3 separate regions of the Mus musculus genome follow, and all the other regions are linked to region 1. Evidence: chromatin loops called from intact Hi-C (ENCODE). Cell type or tissue: left cerebral cortex. All regions are shown on one strand.

Region 1 (8,000 bases):
GTAAGACCTGCATTAGTTGTCCTGGCAAGTTTTATATCAACTTGACACAAGCTAGAGTCATATGAATGGAAGGAACCTCAGTTGAGAAAATGCCTCCATAAAATCCAGACGTAGGACACTTTCTAACTAGTGATAGATGGGGGAGGGCTCAGCCTGCTGTGGATGGTGTTATCCTTGAGCTGATGGCTCCTGGAGTCTATAAGACAGCAGGCTTAGCAAGCCTTGAAGAGCAAGCCAGTAAGCATCACCCATCCATGACCTCTGCATCAGTCCTGCCTCCATGTTCCTGCCCTGTTTGGGTTCCTGTCCTGACTTCCTTCAGTAATGGGCAATGATGTGGGTGTATAAGCTGAATAAATTCTTTCCCAAGTTTCTTTTTTTTTTTTTTTTTTTTTGGTTTTTCGAGACAGGGTTTCTCTGTATAGCCCTGGCTGTCCTGGAGCTCACTTTGTAGACCAGGCTGGCCTTGAACTCAGAAATCCGCCTGCCTCTGCCTCCGGAGTGCTGGGATTAAAGGCGTGCGCCACCACGCCCGGCTCCAAGTTTCTTTAGTCATATTTGTTTCATCACAGCAATAGTAGCCCTAACTATATTATAAATGAATTTAATATAAAACATGATAACATAAAGGCTAAAACTGTGAATCTTTTCAGTGAGACAAAGCAAAATATCATCATGGCCTGGGAACAAGCAAAGAACATGAAAAGCAGTAAGCACACACACACACACACACACTGAAAATAAGGGTCAGAAAATCTTGCCCATGTTTATAAATCTAGCACTGGGGAGGTCAAGACAGGAAGATTATGATTTTGATACTATCCTATACTCTCTCCCTCTCTCTCTCTCTCACACACACACACACATATAGTTAAGTTAAATTTCATCAAAATAAAACACTGGTGTGGAAACTTGGTTTAGTGGGTAAAGATTCCCAGGGCCCACTGAAAGCCCCACACAATAACACATCTCTGACCCCAGGGTTGGGGGTGCGGCGTATAGACAGGTAGAGCCTGGGCGAGGGACACTCATTGGCCAGCCAGTCTAGCAATATGGGAAGCTCCAGATTTAATGAGAGACATCTAGGGTCAACCCCTGGCCTCCAAACTCCTCCACGTGGGCACACATACCCACACACATGTACATGCACTACACACACACACAAATAAATTAAATTAAATAAAATTTCTAACAGGGTTTGTCGTCCTCAGCAACCGAGTTTTCATGGGTGCCACTGAAGACTTGTGGGAAAAGAAATTCTGTTTTATAAAGAATAGCATCTCAGCCAGGGCCTCAGAATGCTCAGCTTACCGGTGGGCTAAAATTCCCATGTGACAGTTTATTTACTCTCCTATTGAAGACTAGCCACAGTTCACTGAATATACCAAACGAGATACTCACACCCTAATATCATAGTGAAGGCCAGATTCAGATAAACCACACTATAGCAACTTTGTTTCCCAAGCACAGAAATGAGAAAAAAATAAGTTCTATTAGCACCGCTCTGCAAGCCAGAGAACTATTAACAGATGCGTCCGGGTCACAGAACCTCGAATCCCAGCAAAACAGTGCATGTGATTAAGACCAATCACGGTGATAGTATACCATGAAATCGCAAAATAGAAGCTACCTGGGCCAAGTTCACATTTTTTTTCATACCCCCTGACTTTACTGTAAGGAGTGGACTCAAGAACTTCAAGATTATGGGAAAGCAGAAAAGAGGAACTCTTTCAGAAGCTGTGTGCAGTTCCTGTGTGCCACAGCACCTGTCTGCACGCACTTCTTCCAGCCAGCCACATGTTCCTAAGCAAGACAGACCTGCAAACCATCCAGTGCTTGACTGCATGGCCCTGGCGGCCGAGCCTGCAGCGGCGCTGGGAGGAGAGGAGGGAGTACGGGGTGCTGCCTCTTCCCGACGACCCCACAGGGTGCCCCGATCCCCGCAGCGCAGTCCTCCCGCCCCGTCCCGTCGTTGTGGGTACTCACAGCTCTGGTCTCATACAGCACCAGCTTCTGGACCGAGCTGATGATGGGGGCAGCGGCCGTGGGCATGGCTCCAGCCAATGGCGGCCCCGCCACAGGGCACCAGGCCGCGGCCCAGGTCGTGACAGCGGCGGGGTTCCCCCTGGAGACAGAGCGAGGAGACCCCGCAGACCTCCAGCACACCAGACACAGCTGACAAAAACAGTGTCAGAACACCAAACGTTCAGCAGCGGGCTCGCCGGCTGCTTCCGGATTCCCTCAGCCCCGCCTCCCAACCAGCCCAGCCCAAACCGGAGGGGCGGGGCTACAGGATCACGGGGTTGCTGAGGGCGGACGCTAAGGGTGCCATCTTTCTTAAGGGCAGGCAAAAAAAAAAAAAAGAAAGAAAGAAAAAGAACCTGACTTATGTTGACCTTTAAAGAAAAGAAATCAGATGATTGGGTTCTCCTTTTGGAGCGGTTTCTCCGTGTTGTAATTGGTCTGTTTCTTCCTATATACTCTTTATTTTCCCGAAACCTGTCTCCTGGATGCCTGTGATTTTCCCCTGTTTTGTCGCCTATTTTATCTCCACGAAAGTCAATAAAGTTAATATTGTGGCTGTATGGCCCACAAATCTTTCTTAATTACATAAATGTGGCGCCTTTGGTATTTGCACATTTTATGTGTGAGGCTAACGGTCTGAATTCTAAAAGGGACCGTGCTGTGTAGGGCGAGCGCGCTGCTGTTAAGAGTCAGTTCTAGTTAAGATAAGGTTTTCGCGTTTGCTGTCTGGGCATAAGTAGGTAATATATGCACTCGCTCTGTTGGTCACCTCTACACTTTGGGAAAGGTGTTTTATAATTATGACTACATTTAAACACAGGCTTAAGAATTCACTTTGAATTACAGCTCCACCTCCCGAGGCCCCGCCCTCCAAGAGGCTCTGCACGCCGCCCACAGGTTTCCAAGGCAACCGCCTAACAGCTACCTAGAGCCTCAGTAGAGCCTCAGAAGATAGCTGCTGTCGCGTCCCCGGTCCACAGGTAAGCAGAGGCAGGGAATTGTCCACATTCTGGGTGCATTTTGCCATCAGTTGCAGGAAAGTACACTTCCGGCGGGGACCCCACACCAGTTGCTTTTCTTGCAAAGTTAAACCACGATCTCTTCATAAATCGACTTTTCAAAACCAGTTCTCCTTTTAGCTAAGGTATTTATCTCACAAATGCGGACTAAAGACTTGCCTGCCCCAAAGGGTAACAGTGGCCGCTAAAGTAGCACAGGCAGGAAGTGCTAGGTTTCACAGGGACCCCTCGCTATATTCCAGAATTCACCGCTAGAGGGCTCTCATACTGAAAAGAAAAAGGTAATTATTAAAATACAAACAAATAGCTGAAGAGGATATTAAAGTTTGCTGTAGATTCAAGGCAGGACGTTACAAGGTTTTTAGAGTATGATTATCTATTATCTATTATTGGTTTTGTTTCAGTTTGATATATCTTTTTTATTGAGAAACTAGAAAGAAAGAGGGCAGGAGTCTCAGTTATGGCATTTTATGCTGGTGGGGGGGTGGGGGGGTACGTGCGTGTGCGTGTAAGCCAGAGGCTAAGCCAGCAAGCCCCAGAGATCCACTTATCTCCATCTTGAACTGCATCTTTTAACTTTTCCATTTCACAATGGAAACCAGCTCTTCCCAATGCAAGCTAAACATCTGCAGAGCATTTTGGTTTAGGAAAGTCACTTTTTAAAAATAAATAGTTCTGATTTTCAAATATTGTTTTCCATTATTATTTTATACTACAATGGAGCACTTCCCTTTGAGAATTTTCTTAGTTTACATCACCCAGGAGCCAAACTGATAACAAACAAATGTGCCAAGTTGTTTCTATAAGGGTGATCCCAGGAACAGAAGCTGGGCAGGGAGGGGCTCTTGGAAAAGGGGGTATTGTCACACAAGCTTCTCTGTCAGCTAAACTCACTGGGAAATGGGGAGTACATACCTTGGAACCATTCCCTTTCGGGGGAGCAGGCGGGGAGGGACGTTGTGTTTACTCGCCAACTCCCGTGTATTACTGGTTGAAGCCTGCTAGGCAGAGCTCGGTGTCTTGGAACTTCCAATTTGCCTGAGCTCAAACAGAGGGGACGTGGCAGCTGGAGGAAGTTCATGGACAGAGCCCACATGCTGGTATCCAAAAGTCCAGCAGTGACCTAGAAAAGTTGCCTGACATGCATGAGGAGAGATCTGCTGTACTCCACCCTGTAACCACTCACACCCACTGTCCCCACACCAAGGTCACACCAGCCCAGCCCATCACCAGTCCCTGAAGACAGTAACTCGAGAAGTTAATGAGGTCAGCTGCAAAACCCCAGGTCTCTAACCGCTCACTCATCTCCATCTCTAACATTTCTAGGTCTTCCTTACTCTTGGTCAAAACTAATGTGAGTCTAAGCTGCTTGCCCTGCTTCCATCCCTGTGTCATGGCATGAATATACATCCCAGAGAATCCTGAGTTTAAGATTACCTTTGCAATCCCAACTCTATCATACCAAACCTGCCTCCCCTGCCAGTACAACTCCTCATGGACTTGTGGGGCCCGAAAGGGACCAGTTGATAACAATCGTTTTAGTTTTGAAAAACCTTGACTGAGATCCTTGATACAACCATCTCTCCTAGCAAACAAATCCAGTCTGCTATCACCAGAGTCTAAAACTGTGAGAAATTTCCCAAATCAATCACAATTGCCCAGGTCAACCACAAGGTGGTGGGGATAAGATCCACTTCTCCTGTTTCTTGGCTCAAAGCATTTTTCTAGTTTTGAAGTACACTGGCTGTCTCTATCCCGTACAATACTAAAAAGTGCTGTACCAGGACCTTTGAGAGGTCTGTCCAACACACCAGTGACTTCTAAGTGAGCTGGGATGTGTGTGGTAGAAAAAGTAAATCTCACATTTACACACGCATCTTACAATCTTTACTGTAAAGAAAATCCTTTGATTTAATGCAATATTATATGAGCTTCGTGATGATAAATGAGACAGCCCAACCATTTGTTAGCTGTGCTGGCCTACAGACTACAGATAGGGAAGGCACACTCACCTTCCCCCACCCCCATGTCACTGGTCCCTCACAGTGGGAAGAATCCTGTATAGCCAGTCTGTCAATGATAAGAGTTCTTGCTCCTCAAGAGATTGTATCATACCAAAGTCTTAGCCTCATCTCTGTGGAGATGTAGAACATCGGTTGTAGCGACTACTGTGAAGGAACCTTACTAAATCATGGCATAGTCTTAGCCACTTCATCCCTGCCACCATAGTTTTTCCATTTAGGAACCATTAGGAACTAGGAGGAGCCAAGAAAGACTGGCAGGCATCTACTGGATAATCATCTTGCTCACCTGTTTGTTCAGTACATCTTCACAGGTGTATGCTTTGTGAGTGGAATTCGTTTTCTATGCTGCAGAACAGATTGCTACAAATTGAACATCTTAAAATGTTTATTATCTCACAGTTTCCATTGCCAGGGTCCCTGGCATAGATCAGAGGGGTCCTCTGCAATCAGGTGTTAACTGAAATTGACTTTCCACTGGAGAGACAACTAATGTGGGAAGCCACATGTGCCGTTGCAGGGTGGTGCTGGCTTCTGCTGGCCACCACGCATACATAGGCAGAAAAGGTTTTTTTTGCCAAGATGAGGTTTTGAGGATTAACCAAAATTAACCAATCAGATGAGAGAGAAGTTAACCAATCAGATGTAGGCATGCAAATGAGGTGGTAAGCATAACCCAAGCACAACCAATCCGGGTGTGAGACACGCCTCTCCTAGGCCTATATAAGCAGCACCAGTTCTGGGCTTGGGGTCTCTTCGCCTCTGCAATCAAGCTCTCCCAATAAACGTGTGCGTTCTTGCTGACAAGTCAGGGCGCACACAAGAAACTAAGAATCCATTCCATGATTGAGAAAATCCATCTCTGGCAAGAGGACCGGGGTTCCTGTTTCCTTTAGCTGTTGGCTACTCCCCATCTGGAGGCCAAACACTGTTCCAACTGTGTGGTCCTCCAACAGTATGTCAGCTTACTTCTTAGCCTCTCTTCAACTGCTAAGATGAAGTCAAATATAATATAAAACAATCATGAAAAGCAAGTTACAGATCCCACTTGCATTCAGTGGAAGCCGTTACACAAGAGTGTGGTGGGGAAGATCTCCCTTTAAATGCATCTGGCAAGCGGTTTACAAGTCCAATCATGGGCTTTTTCTCTTCTGAACGTCTCCTATGGGCCCCCGATAAAGCCATTCAGAGTCTCCCACCAGTTTGAGGACTTATAAACTCTGTTTAAGGCTCTGCTCATAGGAACATTTACCTCAATTGCTATTTTTCAAAGCTATTTGCCAGAGCAACTAAACTCTAGCCGTGTGGCATTTACAGCTTGCATCGATATATCTCTAGTCTCCTGTGATGTTCCTCTCTCTCTGACAGCTGTTCCCAGAGAGTGCTACCTCAGTTTTGACCTAAAAAAGAAACATAAGAGACATAACAGGGCTGAGAGTGGGGCGATCAGAATACATATTTATGAACCTTATTTTCGCCCTTCCAGACCTGCCTTAACTCTATCACAGTTCTCTGTTTTATCTCTCATTGGGCTGCTGCAGCTTTCACTCAGCGTTAGGACTCTCCACCCAACGGTCCTTGCTAGAAAGACAGATGTCAGTTCCCACAGCTCTCCTCTTGATGGTTACAAGCCTCTCTTGGAAAAGAACTAAGGCATCACCCGTGTAAATACTTGTGGAGTCCTCAGTCCATTCTTGAGGACTCCTAGCCTCCTCTTCAGTGAATTAGTGTGGCAGACCACTGCGGAGCTTGCATGAGGTAGAGCCAGCGCTGATGGTGTGGGCACAGAAGAGCCAGCCCCAAGAGGCAGGAGAGCAGGGGAGCTGGCAGGCTGACCAACTCAGCTACCACCCAGGCCCAGATCCAGGGCTTTGAGTCGCCTCACCCCAACATCTACCCCATCTATGCACTGCTGGAGCATGTAAGGGGCTGGTCCTGAAGACCCAAAGCTACAGGACCTCAATGACATAGGGCAACAACAGGATATCTGAGAGGATCTAATACTGATAGTGAAGCAGAAGCTAAAGGCCTCGAACCCAACCATTGATTCACTGCAATGAACCTTTGCATGTTCGTTTCTTGTGGCATTACTGAAGGAGTAGCCCTTGCCATTCCAGAGAGCCCAGCATGCTAATGAATTCTCTGACCTCATAGTCATTTTAATCTAACTTATCAGTTCTGTGAACCTTTAAGGCCTTTCTCTAACCATTTGCCAAAGCAGGTCCAGCATTTCCATCTCAGTTACTGTGGGTTTCTGTTTCTTACAAGCTTTTAGGGACTTTACCGGCAATGAATTCAGTCTGCAGGTGGTGTTCTGCCGTGAAAGAACTGAAGTATTTGCAAACTCGTATCTGGTTTAAATTCCCCTGGGTGAATATCTCTCTCAACAGTCTTTGCCCTCTGCACAATCTGCACATCATTTCAAGAGCAATAACTGAGAAATGCTGGTCCAGGGAGAGAGCCCAGGACTTGGATCCTATCATCGGATGTGATGCCTACAAAAAGAGCTTTAACACCTTTAAAATCCAGTCTGCCAAAGTTTGCCTTTTCAAACTGATCTGTTAGAATTGATTTCCAACATTTTATTTTTGTTGGTTATATCTTCACATTTTCTCTTATTTCTTCTTTTTAGAATTTACTTTAATTAGTAATATTAGCATGAATTTAACATTCTATAATTTCCATTTTAATTTTTATAGATACATTGATGTATTAAAGTATATTGTTGTGATTTTTTAGCTCTCAAGAATTGGGTCTTTAGATCTTGGTCCGGGACCCGCCGAACTTAGGAAATTAGTCTGAACAGTCTGAACAGGTGAGAGGGTGCGCCAGAGAACCTGACAGCTTCTGGAACAGGCGGAAGCACAGAGGCACTGAGGCAGCACCCTTTGTGGGCCGGGGACAGCCAGCCACCGTCTGGACCGGAGGACAGGTG
Region 2 (8,000 bases), 380 kb after region 1:
AAGATCTGTGGGCAGAAGAGCAGTTAGTGAGAAGACGACAAGAACCAACCTAGTTAACAAGGTCAGCAAGCCAAGTGTTTAAAGGTCCGAAGACTGAAAGCGAATGTGAATGCAGCTTGAAGAGTCTAGGAGTCTAAAAGTAAATACACGTTTGAAGCAAACACTGAACCGACAAGATTAGAGGTACATTAGACTTTGCATGGAAAATGTTAGAAAACTTCAACTGGGACTGGTGGAGGTGGCGCACGCCTTTAATCCCAGCACTTGGGAGGCAGAGGCAGGGGATCTCTGAGTTCGAGGCCAGCCTGGTCTACAAAGTGAGTTCCAGGACAGCCAGGGCTACACAGAGAAACCCTGTCTCGAAGAACAAAAACAACAAGAACAAAAGCTAGTAACCTTGAAGAGCAATAGGAACTTCACAAAATGAAGTAGGTACCAACTGCAAACAAGGATACAGCCAAAGGGAACAGGATCTTGGTCTTTCCGAGGTGATAGGAAACACTGTAATGGATGTGCAATTTAAGCAACGGGTCTCGGAGCTGGGCTTAAACTCAGGAATGAGCTTGACAATTAAGATACTGTTAACTAAGAATGATATAACGTATAATTTAGTCAAGCCTTTTTGGTTAGTTGTAAGAGTGGTTGTGCTTGTGTGGAGGGTTGAGGTTGATTTTGGAATAGTTTTTTCTAGTCAAATTAAGTCTAGGAGAGTTAAGGATGTTTTTAGGCTTAGGTTAAGAGATTTTATGGGTGTAATGCAGTGAATAATGGATGGGAAAAAGCCTAGTAAGGTTGAGAAAGATGAATATGAGTTTGCTTTGTTTATTGAGAATTTTATAGTCACTCCCAGAACCCAGAAAACTCTGTTTAAAGAAACCGTGCTTAAAAGTTTTCAAAAATTAAGAAATGCTCTCGCCAGGCGTGGTGGCACACACCTTTAATCCCAGCACACGGGAGGCAGTCTCATGCTAGCTGTCCAGGGTCAAGAAACACAGACACAAGTCCATGATGAGGAACACTGGTGGCCATGTTTGAAGGCCGCCTAATCCAGCATCTATATTTTTCAGCATCATGACTGCTATGATTTGGACCTTAAGGGTCTCCCACCAATACTGTCTTTTGAAAGCTCAGTCCCCAGAACAGCAATGTTCAGAGGTGGACCTTTGGCAAATGAATGGATCAATGGGGCCCGGACCTTATCAATGGATTAATCCATTTATGGATTCAAAAATTAGCGGCTTGACAGGGCGGACCTTTGTTCTAAAAAGTGAGCTCTCTGCTTTGTGGCAACCCAGAGGTGAACAGCTTCCTTCTGCCCCATCTTCCAGCTGTGTTATTCTCCCTCACCACAGGCTAAGAAACAATGCAGCCAGGTGTGAACAAAAGTTGCTTGAAAACAAAAAGAAAATTGTACATTACATTGAATCTTCCAGGTGGCTGTCTAACTGACAAGAACTTCAGTGGCTGTGGAGAACTGGATGTTGCAAGCCTAATTACAATTGGTCTTGGACTACTTTTAGCTTCTATAATAGCCATTCCGGGCTCATCTCTGCGACTGACCTTACATCTTTGCGACTATTGGGTAAATCCTTTGGAATGTACAGATGGAAAATTAGTTTCCATTGCCATGCCCATTCCAGTGGTGTCTACATAACAAGTCCAAAAGCTTGGCCGCAGTCCTGAGGCAAAAAGTTTCACGGAAGCTGGTCTCCTGGAGGTCCTTGGTGTTCTGTAACTTAGATGTGGTCCAGATTTGTCCTTGCGATAGTCGGTGGAGGGTTTTGTGTGCTTTCTTTCAGTATTGTTTTATTATAGGTGCCCCCAAGGAATGATTTGACACATAGCCAAGTTAGATTGGCCATTGTTTCCTGTCCACCACTGGTGTCCCAACATCCTAGTCAATCCTTGAGCTGACCTTGGGCTTGGAATCTTGTAAAAATGTTACTTATTCAGACAAAATCCCTCCAGTGTTGAAAGAGAGATAGTGAAAGAAATCAGGTATTGCAGTTTACTGGATAAGAGTTAGAATCTCAGGGCAAGTTCAACAAAGTAAATTTAGAATTCTCATTACAGTCATGTATGGCAGACTACATTACATAATAGAAGAAAGTTGGTGGGCTCCTCTGGTAAATGGAGGTTCCCCACAAACACTTAGAATAACAGCTGAGTCACTCCTAGATGCAGGAATTTACAATGGTCTAGGAAGAAGGTGGGTTGTGGTTTAAGAAGGAACTAGAGTATCTTGTTATTCACAGAAAGGTTAGCAAGAAAGGGACCTCCCTAGTGCATACTTCCAAAAATAGCATAGCTAGGTATTTACTAAGGGACCCCTGGTGGTGGGTTACACAATAGACTAGAATTGTGGCTAGGGTGTGAAGCCCTTGTACCTGGAGCATAAAGCCCTCACAACTGGCTTCTAAGAATAGCTGACTTTAGGTAGGGCTGATTTTATCTCAGTTGTAACCACTGCCTGGTTCCTGCTGCTTTTATGTATGCATTTTTCTGTTTTGTGTAAAGAATCATTATGCATAGGATGACTTCAGTGAATTTTGGCTGATGTATCACCTAACTACCTTGTTTTCTTCGGTAATGACTATATAAGCCTGATGCTCACTTTGAGAAATTATACTCAGATTCAGCACTCTCTTGTGTTCCTGTCTGTTTGTCACTCCTTGCCCACCTGAGTACAGGAACCTTGATTCTCCCCGGGTTGAGGGACCCTGACTGGGTCTGCCCATGGCATTCCACCAACCAAAAGGCTAAAAACACCACCAGATAGCAATCAAGACATATAGCTGAGATTTCCCCCAAGCTGTAACTTGCCTACCAGTGTATTTGAAAGTGTCTTGATTTGTGACTTTTCTTTGTTGTGTTACTATGAGAACTTTATGATGTCATTACCATGTTGGAACAGGGAACTTGCGAGACCCTGACTTTGTGCTCCTGGGCCATGGTCACGCACATCGAGCTCCATAAGAAACTATACCTTAGTCCCTTCCAGGTGAATGCTGTGAGATTTGCACAAGTGACCCTGGAATGAAGCCTCTGATAGCAAGCCAAGAGACATCTTCCCTCATTTGGAAATAATAAATAAATAAATTCACAATCCAAAAAGTTAAGTCTCACTCCAAGCAAGAGAAAAGCAAAGAAAATCTCACTATATATTATAATAAAACATCTGAAAATTATTAAAAGCTTAAAACAGCCAGAGAACAGGAAATATATTGTGTTCCGAGATAGAATCCATTCAAGTCACAAGAGAATAGAGTAGCACCTTTAAAATAATGAATGATAGAAGTTGTCAGTCCAGAATTCTATAACCAAGGAAAAATAGCTTTATAAAATTAAAGAAAAAATCATTTTTATAAAATAACAAACACCATGAGAATGTCTTCCTGGCCGGCATGAACTACAAGTGACATTAAAGAAAGCTCTCCAGATAATACAGGAATGAATATATTATGGAAATCCAGGCTGTTCTAGAACTTTTCCAACCTTATCACTGTTGACAATTGAGGCATCATAATTCTTAGTTGCAGGATGTTCTGTGCAGTAGTGTGCGACATCATCCTTAGCCTCTGGTAGCTAAACATGAGATGCTCCAGTCGTCTATGTCCACTGCCCCCAAAACTCTGGAAGCCAAGAACATCTCCAGACACAAATATCTATTATCCCTACCCTTCCTCTCCCTCCATTGTGAACCCTGTTACACAAAAATGAATGGTGAGTACCAGGAAAACAGAAGGAAGGGAGGCAGGCAGGGAAGGAAGCAGGAGGGGAAGCAAGAGGGAAGAAGGAAAGCAGGTAGGGAGGAGGGAAAGAGGGAGGGAGGAGGGAAGGAGGGAGGCAGGGAGGGAGGTGGTAAGGAGAGAGGCAGGTAGGGAAGAGGGAGGGAGGAAAGAAAAGAAGGAAGAAAGACAATTATAAAGAGAAAAATTCTAAATGAACAACATTTTAACTTGCAAATAGAATCTCATTATCTTCTGTGATTAGCACTAACTACTTACTAAAGAGCTAACTTTATTTAAGAGGGGAAACAACTCATAACATGGACTACCTTAAATGATTTAATAGAAGTGAAGAATAAATCATTTAAAAACTTTAAATACTACATGATTATGCAAAGTTGAGAAGCTATATAAAAGTTCAGGGGTGTTTCATTGTCCTGCAACCTAAGCTTAGGGATTCTTCTGTCTTTGGTCAATATGATCAATATTATCAAATGTGCATACATAGTTTTAATTAATATCACAAGATGAAGTAATTCCTTTGCAAACAAAACAAAACAAAAACAACAACACTCGATGGAAGGACAATAGTCTATCAAATAGCAATCTACATTGATTTGCTTTTCTCTTGACGGTAGTAAGGCTGGCTGGTTTTCTCCCTCCCTCTCTCCTTCCCTTCTTCCCTCCTGTCTCCATCTCTCACTCTTATTACAATGTTGCAGGAATTTTAATGCAAATTATTTTCCTACTTTGAATTATTTTCTTAAGAGTGGTTTTCAGAAATAAACGTTTTTGTTTTTGTTTTTTGGCCTTTGGGAGATGGAGGTTGTTTTTTTCCTTGCAGAGTGGAAGACCGGCACAAACAGTATTTAGGCAGACCCGGTCAATCTCTCAGCCCAACAAGTTTAAGCTGAACTTAGCTGTGAGAACGAAATGATCTCTGATGAAGAAAGCATTTACACCAAGTCTGCAAATTACCCATCTCCAGAACACTTGCCCACAGGAGCTACCTAAAAGTCAGCTTGCTGATTCCTTTCTAATATACTCCAAGTATGTTTTCAGATTGCAAGATGACCCTACCTGCAACAGAAGCAGAGGAAGGTTTTCCGGTGTGTACTCTCGCCTTAGGCAGCTCTCTAGCTCCCTCTTGAGGACATCTGCCTGAATAACAAGGGGCTTGGACTCAGCCACCTAAACCCAAACAATGAATGAGTTTCAAACATCCTCAATCTACCAAATTTCAAATGTCAAAACATCCGATCTATCTAAGGATACAATGATTCGCACTTGCTTAGCTTAGCAATGAACAGGATGTGGGGCTGTTTTGTTCAAAAGTATCAGCTGTTTGCCGGGGTGGGGGTGGGGAGCTTTTCCTGCGAACTTCTTTCTCCCTTAGCTAAATCGAACTTGTTTTCCTGACTCCGCCCATGCCCCCCTCTCACCTGGAGAGTTCTCTTCAGAGCCGCTTCCCGTTCGCGTCTAAAGTGAGCGACATCCTTTGGTATTTGAACGGAGCTGCGGGGAGGTTTGTGCAACAGAAGCTGTGTTACGGGATGCTATGATAGAGCAGATAGCAGGCGGCCAGCCTGATCGCTGTGACCCTTCCCAACCTTTCCAGAAGGAATGTCACTCTGGCCCATGGTGGTGGTGGGGTATAAAGGCCACCCTCTTCTACTTTGATATACTTGATCTCTGCTAACCCTTCCCTGGCCAGTTTCTTTCTCCTCTCCAGAGTCTTTCCTCTGATTTACCCCAGTCCCCTACTCCACCCATGCGCGCGCGCGCGCACACACACACACACACACACACACACACACACACACACTTGTATTCCTTTTAGAGGGGAAATCTTGTGTCTGACACACAGTGTGCTTATTAAACCTTGTTGTCTTTTTAGTTGATATAGAACACTGACACTTTAATCACTGAAACAAAATGTTTTTATTTTTATGTTCATGGTGGGTTGTTGGAAGGTAGAAACGACATGGAACTATCAAATGGGAAATCCTTTAGGAAAACTTTAACCACACTTGCTGCCTCAGGAACACAGCTGGACCCTAGGAATCACAGAGCAGACATGGAGGATGGGCTGTTCAAGCCCAGAGAAGGGAGTCCTTCCCTAAGCTGGACAACAAGCGAGGAGTGGAGCTCGAGGACAGAAGATTAGTGCTGTCCCCATGGAGCTCAATGGGCAACGTGAGGCTTGGCAGCCCTGGGAATGCCAGAGGACAGCAGCAAAGCAGATTCCTAGCTTGCAGCCCCTGGCCAAGGAGCCACAGTGATATTTCTAAGATACACTTGAGGGAGCCAGAGGGACATAGCAGTAAGCTTACTTTGGTATTGTCCGCTTGGCCCCAAGAGTCCTGAGATAATGTTGTAAAATGCACTGGTAATGTGCTCCCTTGTTGGACAGTACTTCTGTTAAATGCTCTGTTAAGAGACTGGGGCGTAGCTCAGTGGCTAGAGCACTTGTCTTGCATGGGCAAGGCCCTGGGTTCAGTCTCCAATACTAAGGGGCGGGAACAGAAGGCAAGAAAAGGAAATACATGTTCTCACTTTGACAGTATAAGCAATAGGACTGGGACGCCACAGAAAAGATCAGCAGGGTCACTGGGCAAGGATGGCCCAAGCCAGCAAGTCCCTAGGGCCACAGAAGCCTAAACACCCACCTGGACACTTGGTGTCAGGTTTTTGAAGCTGGTATACTGGCTGGTTTTGTGTGTCAACTTGACACAGGCTGGAGTTATCACAGAGAAAGGACCCTCCCTTGAGGAAATGCCTCCATGAGATCCAGCTGTAAGGCATTTTCTCAATTAGTGATCAGGGGTGGGAGGTCCCATTGTGGGCGGTGCCATCTCTGGGCTGGTAATCTTGTTCTATAAGAGAGCAAGCTGAGCAAGCCAGGGGAAGCAAGCCAGTAAAGAACATCCCTCCGTGGCCTCTGCATCAGCTCCTGCTTCCTGCCCTGCTTGAGTTCCAGTTCCTGACTTCCTTTGGTGATCTACAGCAACGTGGAAGTGTAAGCTGAATAAACCCTTTCCTCCCCAACTTGCTTCTTGGTCATGATGTTTGTGCAGGAATAGAAACCCTGACTAAGACAGTTGGAGACAATCCATGCCTTATCTCTTCTCCTAGCCCTTGGTGGAGAGGGAGGAAAGAGGGAGGGATGGAAGGAGGGAGGAGGAAGAGCAGGAAGAAGAAGATCTTGAGAGTAAAATCAGCCATCAATGACAGGTATGTTGTCTGTTTTCTGAATCTTCATGGAGCAGAGAAGCAATGACCCACAAGACAGGGACGCAGCTATTGACAGGAAATCGCAGGAGGTTTCCCTTGCATTCTTGTCTCTCATCCTTGATGTGCTGGGAGCCAGAGCAGGCACGGGCTTGGCTGCCCAACTGTGTCTCTAGCTATGTCACTCCTCTCCTTAACCTCAATGCACCTGTGGGTGATCTAAAGGAGGCGGCAGAGCGTAAGCAGCCAGTTCACAGGAGATGCTCTTAGTTCAGCAAATGCTGCTCCTGTGATATTTGTCCACTTATCCAGAGGGCTTCATGGACATATAACTATTGCAAGGTCCAGGGCTCAGGGTGTTAAATGAGAACGTAAAATGTTTTAAAATTTAAATAAAGTAATTGATTAAAAAAAGAAGAAGAAGAAAGAAAAGATGGGCAGAGCAGATAAGGCATCTGCTATGCAAGTGTGAAGGTCTAAACTGGTCCCCAGCTAGACTCGGTGTGCACGCCTGCATCCTGGTTCTCCTAATGGGGAGATGGAGATGGGAGGGCTCAGAGGCAGCTAGCAAGGCATACACAGTAGTGGCTAAAAGACCTGTCTCAAACGGGCAGAAGGTGAGGGCTGACACTCTCGGCTGTCCCCTGACCTCCAGCCTGAACTTACACGTGCTCACACACAGCACATGGGGATTACGGAGGAAGAACAAGGAGAAGAAGGGTCATTTTCAGCTGGGTGATAAGAGAGATTTCTAAGTGATCCACCAGAGTGGGCGTTTACCACACCTAGAAAACAGCATCATTTAGATTCTTCCAGATGGCTACAGTGGAGGGTGGCTTGGGTCACGGAGAAATATAGGATCTTCCATCACTGCTCTCTCAAAGTCCCTTTAGAAACCTTCCTGTCATGTGGCACAGCCCAGAGTCCTTGTAGGGCATAAAAGTTGCGATATCAACATTATCTCTGGAATGTCATAGTTTTCAAAATAGTGTGCACTGTCCAGTGATCTTTGTGGTAGGACAGCCGCTTTTGCCTCATTTG
Region 3 (8,000 bases), 210 kb after region 1:
AAAACAATTGAGCTTGAAGTTACATTGCTCATGCCTAGCATGCAGGGAGGACTGTATTAGATGTTGTAAATATAATTCACATGTCTCTGAGCCATGCCAACCATATGAAAATCAAGGGGTTTGCCTTAGTCCTTGAGGTAGTAGACCCCAGGGGACATTGCCAGAGCTCTGTTTTATCAGTTGCTCCATCTGAAGGTCCCTAAAGCTACATCACCTGTAGGGAAGAGTTTTATAGACCAGCAGACCCTGTCCTTGACCTCCTAAGCCATAGTCTCTAGGAGAGAGAATGTCAAGATGGAGACAGGGATCCATGTTCATTTGGTTGTCTTACTTGGACAGCTGTATCTCAGTCCCTTGGGAATCACAAGATGACTAATGTTCCTGATTTCAACAGCCCTGGTGGTGTCACCATAGCACATTGGTGACTGCTCAGTTCCTCCTACCTCCTCTACCCTTGTGCCTCTCTCCCACTTTTATGACTCTGTTCCAAGGCAGGTTTGTCCTCCAAGGATTCTGAGAGAGACAGGCCATTCATTGATTTAGGGCTTGCTAAAATTAGGCATATACTAAATTAGGCATATATTTATTTTGAGACGATTACAGATTCACAGGAAGTTACAAAAACAGTACAGAGGAGTCTGGGTACCCTTTACCCAGTTTCCCCAGCGCTTCCATCCTATGTAACTATGATACAGTATCTAAATAAGCAGCTAATATTGCAGCAAATGTGATGTCATTTCATCATAGGAAGCTTTGTGCCCCACATAATGAAAGGCCACAGCACAAAGGTCATCTCCAGACTACTCCTTGCTCTTAGCCGTTCTCTCTTTTGTTGCTGTATTAATAAATAGACACCAATACAGAGCTCTCACGTAGATGCAGACATTTGTATATTCCAAACTATACACTAGAGGCAGCCTGCCTGGGTTGGAAAACAAGCTCTGCTCTTTCCTACCTGCACCAGCTTTGGTGCCTCCTTTGGGCCTTTGTTTGATAAACAGGTGGTGGTGTGCTCAGGCTTTTCATCCAAGTTCAATAACTTATACTTTGTATAAAGAACCTAAAGAGAGACTTGGTATGCTGTCAGTGCTCAGTAGATGGATGCTCACTTTGACACTCAGCAAACTACTTAAGTATAACCTGTAGGCCATGGCCTTGGAATGTGTATGCTGTAAATGTTCTCCAAGGCTCCTCAACAGCCACATCAGGCTGAGTTCCTCTTTCATCGTCATAGAGCTCTGGGATATCTGAGAAACCAAGCTACTCTTTATTTGGAAATCCCAAAACAAGAGCCTCACTATGTAGCCTGGGCTGACCTTGAACTCACAATTACCCTGCCTCAGTCTTCCAAGTACTGAGATTATAGGTATGCACAACTGTAATAGCAATTATTTAAAATCCTAGCCCAGGGTTTCTTCCCCACATTTGCTTATTGAGTTCCCAGATAGAAGACACACTTGCAGCCTTTATATTTACAAGAAGCCCTAAATAGCACAATAGCTGGGCAGCTGCCTACCCTCCATGCTGTTAGAATCTACTTTCAAAAGAGGCATAAGTGGTTAACCCAGCTATTGTACTGTTTAGGGCTTATTGTAAATATAAAGGCTGCAAGTGTGTCTTCCATCTGGGAGCTCAGTAACCAAAGGTGGGGTAGAAACCTCAGGCTATTAGACATTAGAGAGTGATAAAGAAATTAGAAAATAGGCTTAGGAAATTAGAAAGTAATTTCTATAACATGTGTGCAGTGGTTCTTATGACCACCATTTAAAAGTATACATCCTGACACTTCCATGCCGGAAGTAGAGGCAAGAAGGTCAGCAGTTCAAGGTTAACCTTTATACACAGTAGTGTGAGACCACCCTAGACTACCTGAGACCCTGTCTCAAAATAAAATTTAAAAATCCAATAATTAAAATTAAAAATGGCATTTGCCCCCAACTATCAACTGATTACTTGGTAATGAGTGAGTGGTTTAGTAACACCATGTCCCAGATTCTTGAAGTTTTACATCATACTTTTTAAGTTAAACATGCTTGTTTTGGACTGCAAAGCAAGTGAAGACATTTCTAATGATGCCTGGCACAGCAGATACCCAATAAAAACTCGGTAATGTCTCCCCACAAAACCAGTCCAGTGACAGTGTGTCATCATTTCAAGGAACATTAACACTGTCATACTGTGTTGTGGCCAGTTTTCACTGATACCATATGTAATGGCTGGTTGTGTGTCACCTTGACACAAGCTGGAGTTATAACAGAGAAAGGAGCTTCAGTTGAAGAAATGCCTCCATGAGATCCAGCTCTAAGGCATTTTTCTCACTTAGTGATCAAGGGTGGGAGGGCCCATTGCAGGTGGTGCCATCCCTGGGCTGGTAGTCTTGGTTTCTATAAGAAAGCAAGCTGAGCAAGCCAGGGGAAGCAAGCCAGTAAGTAACATCCCTCCATGGCCTCTGCATCAGCTCCTGCTTCCTGACCTGCTTGAGTTCCAGTCCTGACTTCCTTTGGTGATGAACAGCAACATGGAAGTGTTAGCTGAATAAACCCTTTCCTCCCCAACTTGCTTCTTGGTCATGATGTTTGTGCAGGAATAGAAACCCTGACTAAGACACCACAGGAACTTTTCAATAAACCAAATTAATTAATTCAAAGGTATTTCCCTAACATTAAAACTGTTTTCTTCCTTACTTTCCCAAAATGGAACCACTACCTTTTACACAATGTAAATATTTGATATGCATAATATCTGATATGTGACCCCAAGAGGGTCTAGCACACTAGTTTTCAACTAAGGTTGTTGATTTTACCATTGGGGCACACTGAAAATGTTAGGGGGGGTGGTGTTGGCACAAGGGAAGTGTAGGGTGTTTTCTACCCTCTCCTAGATAGAGGCCAGGTTGTTATTACACAACCTATAGAGACTAGACAGGAAGAGTCAACTAGCCACAATAGCGTCAAAGTTGAGAAATAAGACAATAAATGGAATTTGGCTCCTTTAAACTGAAAATAAAGCTGATTCTACAGCAGTGAAAATGACTTTGGAACTAAATCTTGATCTAGTACTGTATATGCTATTAAAATAAACCGAGCCAGCAGTTTGTTAGTCTTGAAATTGTCCCCTTATAGAAACGAAAGGAAATCTGATGACTATAGTTGGAACACTCAAGTGACAAGCTGTTAAATCAATGGTCCCCACAGCAGAGTGTGTTCATCCTAGGGACAAATGAGATCATCGATTTGGGAGCAGGAAGAGGAGATGGAACATAACCTCTGCTTTAAAATCTCCAAACAGAAGTTCTTCTTTTAGCCTAGGTGTCATGTGAGGCGTTTGAGAGAACAGCAGCTTCTCTAAAGCTCTTATGATGACTATTTGACTGCACCTTAATGCTAAGACCATTGATTTGGTCAGTCACAACCCACTGGCTCATATTTATTTTACAGAGTACACCCACAAAGGAACCACATTAAATTCATTACTGGCAGAAATAAGGGCTTTCAATCTTTCGCTAAAGTTGTAAAAATGCTTTTAGAGTCATTTTTTAAAATGCATACTACAGCGAAACAGACACCACCGAAACATCTGATATTCTTGTTATTAGGGTCACATGCATAATTAAAATTATGACATTAAAATTGTAACATAAAATATGGCAAACGCTAAACAATCAAGACAGCATAGTGCAAAACCCAGGGACTCTTGCATGAGGGACAATCGTTCTACCAAATGAACTACATTCCTAGCTCTACCTATCATTTTCAAGTCTCATTTAAAAAAAAAAAAAAAACCAAAACCACCTACTATAAGCATGTCAAGCGTTGATTATTTTGTGAGACCCGGCATCAGATGGCGCTCACGACTAAAGAGAGCCAGAGTCCGCCAACAGGCACTGAAAATGCCTGTTCTGCCACTATGCTATCCTAGTGTCAGGGTCAGGTCACTTTCCCCAAGTCTCATACTTCGTCGCTCGTGATGTGGGGATAGGAAGAGGCACGAAGGCTTTTCATCCCTAGCCGTCTTCCTCTCTGACCACAGTGATTGGGGCTGGGACAGATCGATCCCTACTGCGGATCTCTGAGTGACTCGGAAGAAGCAGGTGAGGCAAGGGCACCGGTGGCGGTTACGACAAGGAAGCGTCCGGGACAGATCACTTTCGGTCCCACCCACAGCTACGGGCACTGAACCAGTGGCCCGGCAAACTCTTGGATCCCGTGGTTCCGTCATTACTGAGTCCCCGAACTCTCAAAAACAAAAATTCACACTTAAAAATAAATCAAGCTTCACGGAAGAAAAGGCGGCTCCTACAGAGCCCTAGGCGAGCGCGGTCAGCAGAACTCAAGCTCAGCGGTCTCAGAGCCTCCGGGCTTCTTACCCGCAGCGCGCTACCGAGGGGTCACGTGACACCTCGCGGCCCGCCTCCCAGGCGGCGCAGGTGGACGCCCCTCGCTACGTCACGTGGGCAGTTCCATCCTTGCCAGGGCGGGGGGAGATCATCCGTGGTGCAGATGTGAGGAAAGCTCCATTGTGCCGCGCGTGATCCTCCCAGGACAAGAAGGACGGCTTGCGACGCACGGACTGCTGCCCTAGAGGTCTCCGCGGCCGCTTCTCTCCCTCCGGCCGGCTTCCTAGTGGTCTCGCCCGTTCCGCCCCGCCCCGCCGGGCTGCTCACGTGACCGGCGCGCGCTCCCGCGGGGCGGGCTTCTCGGGGGGCGGCGCCGCAGGGACGCAGTGCTAGACGGAGCCTGCTTTGCCGCAGCTTTTCTCCCGGACGCCTGGGCTGAAGACACAATGTCGGGCTCCTCCCGCCGACTGCTCTGGGCCGCCACCTGCCTCGCCGTGCTCTGCGTCTCGGCCGCGCAGCCCAACATCACCACCCTGGCTCCCAACGTGACCGAGGTGCCGACCACGACCACCAAAGTGGTCCCGACGACGCAAATGCCCACCGTGCTACCAGGTGGGCGCCCGCCGCACGCGCCGAGCCGGTGGGGACTCGCGCAACATGGCCGCCCGGCCGGAGGACGGCGGCCCGACGGGGTGGGGGGCGAAGGCGACAGGCGAGCTAGGCCGCGAGCGTTGCCCTCAGAGGCGCCATCCCCCCAAGCGCCTGGTAACTCCGCGCCGCAGCTCGGGACGGCGACGTGGCTTGCTTCCGCGGTGGCAGTTAGGAGTAATTGGACGAGGCGACGCGCCCCGCGGTCGGCGGGGTGCGCAAACTTTGGGCTCGTGGGACAGACTCTTGTCCTCCCCTCGAAACTTCTCCGGAAGTTTCTAATGAAGGAGTTCGGGATAGGTGGGGGACATTTAGAGATGAGTTGGGTGTCCCTTTGCCCCCTCCCACCAGCGAGCCTCCTGTAACTTCACGTTGACTTAGCTGAGCGGTGTTGGCTGTATCTGAGATTTGAGTGGTAAGGGAAGAACGAGGCTTGTGGCGGATGATGAGAAGTGAAACCTAGGGACATATAAAGAGCAAGATGTGATCTCCCGGGGGCCTGTGTTTTAAGGCTGTGGAGTTAGGTTGAAATTCAGTCTGTCCGTTTTTCTGAAATCCGATCAAGGAACACGCCTTTTGTTCAACTCTAGGGTTCGTTAAGGCTTGTACAAATTGGCATAGGCCGTGACGACGCAAATGAGACAGAAGGTAAATTTGAAGTAATGAGGTGAAAACACGACGTGCTTTAAGTTGGTTATTGCTCTTAATCTAGTAACTGCGCTTCTCAACCTAAAGATTGACTTGTCCTAGTGCCTTCTCTAGGGTTTTGGTTTTTTTTTTTTTTTTTTTTTTTTAATATGAATAAAACTAAGTAGTTCCCGATTTTTTGTTAGAAGGATGCTAGGGTAACAGATATTTTTAAATGAACAAAGTAAATTACAGAACAGTTCTGGGAATCTCTATCACGGTTAAAGTGATAAAGTAAAATATTGTTTGACTCCTACCTACTTGACAATTTCCTCCCAGACTTGTAATGTGTGGGTTCTTCATATTGTTTTAAGAGAAGCCTGGAAATACAAGTTAATTGCCTTGTATAATTGAAATGCCCACAGAGGAGATAACTTGTGTTTTCTGGCAATTACGGGGTTAGCTGCAGCATTCCGAAGGCTGCATCCATTATCAGGCTACACTGTTGTGAACAGCGTGTCTTAAGAACGAGTACTTTATGAATGGTTCTTCGTGTCCTGTTTGCAGTAAATACGTGTTGAGATCCAGGGCTTCAGCAAAGGAGAATGGTGCAGGCGACTAGTTTCTAGAAAAGAAAGGAACTTAGCTCCATTCTGGCCTGCTAAATTCTAATTTCTGGATTGTTTGGTTTAGTGTTCCCGAAGCCCCAACCATACAGTTGTTTTGTTGCCACTTTGTAACTAATTGTGTTGCTTGTTTTGAATCCTAATGTAAATATGATAGGCAGATGGTCTTAGCAGGCCCCTGTGAAAGGGCTGTTCCACTCACCCACACCCCCAGAGGGGTCAGGACCCACAGGTTTGGATTGCTGTCGGGCACATATATGACAGTGGCCCCTTTAGGAGCATTTCCAGGTTGTAGAGAAGACTGTGGAAGTCAAATCACCGATGAAGACAAAATCTATTGAGATTGGCTTGTTTCTGTTCGAGTTGAATTTTTTCAAGCTTACGCGCTTTATTAAAACTTGTTTCTCTGGTGTTTGGAGGCAGTGGCTTCTCTGTGTTGATGTTCTAGTGTTTACTGTTTTATCTTGAGAGTCCATGAATGTATCTTCAGTCTTGTGAAGGATTGGCTGACAGTCACTTCCTAGTACTGTATACTCCCACCAGCTGTGGAACCCACTCTGTCTGGAACTCAGAGATCTTCTGCTTCTCCCTCTGAAGTGCTGGGATTACACTACCCCAGGCTTAAATAATTGTTTAATATTCGTGTGTATGTACATGTATGTGAACACACTTCCTGCCCCAGCATGCAAATGGAGGTCAGAAGACAACATTGGTTCTCTCCTTCCACCTTGTGCGTCTGGGGGATTGAACTCAGGTCGTCAATATTAATTTCCTGAACCATGCTTGAAATGTCTTATACCAGTTTATTAAGTTTGACTATTTTGAAGAATTATTAATTTTTAAAACTATATCTAACGCTTACTGTTGAAAATAGATGTAGAGCAAACTAATGAAATGTCAATTCATTGATTTCATAATTTCCCCTCAGAAACCTGTGCGAGCTTCAACAGCTGTGTTTCCTGTGTTAATGCCACCTTTACTAATAATATTACCTGCTTTTGGTTACATTGCCAAGAAGGTAAGAAACTTTGTGGTCACAAGCTCTATATTCTTGAATATTCTGTAGAATATTTAAGGTAGTGTGAAGTATTTATTTTCTAAATTCAGGACTTCCATAGTTTCTTAACATTTTCCTTGGAAATCTCTCCCCTCCCCCTTTTGATTTCATAAACTCGACTGCTGAGATTTAGTAGCTTTTAAAGGAAGAGAGATTTCAGAGCCTCAGAAGGATTACAGTTCCTTTGGAAATGGAGTCATTTGTTTTGGGAGATAAATTGTAGACCTTGTGGAGAGCTGTTGAATGCTTAGCTGTGAAGGAGCAATAAGAAGGGAGAGTTGCTTTCTGTGCTTTTGTGAGTTAAGTTCAGTAACTTAGCAATATTTGAAGGCTGTGAGCTAGATAGAAGTCTGTTGAAATATAAGATTTCTCTTAGAATTTTAATATAACATAGATTACTCTGTTTCCCTTAAGGTAAGGTACTTGCAGCTTTCTCTATCTGAAAAACCTTCTATTAAAGATTTGTTAGGATTGGCTTTGGCTTCCCTGGAGGTATAGAAATCATATTTTTGGTTTGTTTGTTTGTTTGTTTCAGTAAAAACAAGAGTCCCGTGTTAAGTTCCTTTACTCTGTGAATATTGGAAGTAGCACATAGAGTTCAGAACACTCATTAGACTATTGGTTGGGAGTTAGCTTTTTCGTAGTACAAGTGTGTTAAGCTATGCAGTAGAACTTCAGGGTGTGCTCTCTCCTGCTCATGTGCAAT

The links. Peaks named below come from ENCODE experiments on the same cell type or tissue, not always from the same donor. Only the 100,000 strongest peaks of a DNase experiment are listed, where the experiment ranks them.
Region 2: it touches region 1 in a loop (18-fold over the local background); 14 of 42 quality-filtered maps call a loop at or near these places.
Region 3: it touches region 1 in a loop (3-fold over the local background); 22 of 42 quality-filtered maps call a loop at or near these places.

Annotation. Positions count from the first base shown.
Region 1 is chr10:41,301,001-41,309,000 of GRCm38, forward strand. Fig4 (FIG4 phosphoinositide 5-phosphatase) reads right to left here and starts at 2,241. Exons shown (of 23, transcript NM_133999.1): 1 at 1,987-2,241. The coding sequence starts at 2,052. Ak9 (adenylate kinase 9) reads left to right here and starts at 2,934. Exons shown (of 40, transcript NM_001370813.1): 1 at 2,934-3,005. In left cerebral cortex, CTCF peaks have their summits at 1,850 and 3,279 (motif pointing right); DNase peaks (open chromatin) are centred at 2,266, 2,897 and 3,231; H3K4me3 peaks cover 2,161 bases; H3K27ac peaks cover 1,538 bases.
Region 2 is chr10:41,685,217-41,693,216 of GRCm38, forward strand. It overlaps Ccdc162 (coiled-coil domain containing 162), which reads right to left. Exons shown (of 48, transcript NM_001358562.1): 3 at 5,171-5,243; 4 at 4,809-4,919. Among named protein-coding and RNA genes, the nearest start is that of Mir3473b, 18 kb to the left of the region's middle. In left cerebral cortex, CTCF peaks have their summits at 4,882 (motif pointing left), 5,993 and 6,200; a DNase peak (open chromatin) is centred at 4,870; H3K4me3 peaks cover 598 bases.
Region 3 is chr10:41,514,753-41,522,752 of GRCm38, forward strand. Cd164 (CD164 antigen) reads left to right here and starts at 4,748. Exons shown (of 6, transcript NM_016898.2): 1 at 4,748-4,948; 2 at 7,166-7,255. The coding sequence starts at 4,783. In left cerebral cortex, a CTCF peak has its summit at 3,867; DNase peaks (open chromatin) are centred at 513, 3,913, 4,469, 4,665 and 3 more places; H3K4me3 peaks cover 3,320 bases; H3K27ac peaks cover 2,039 bases.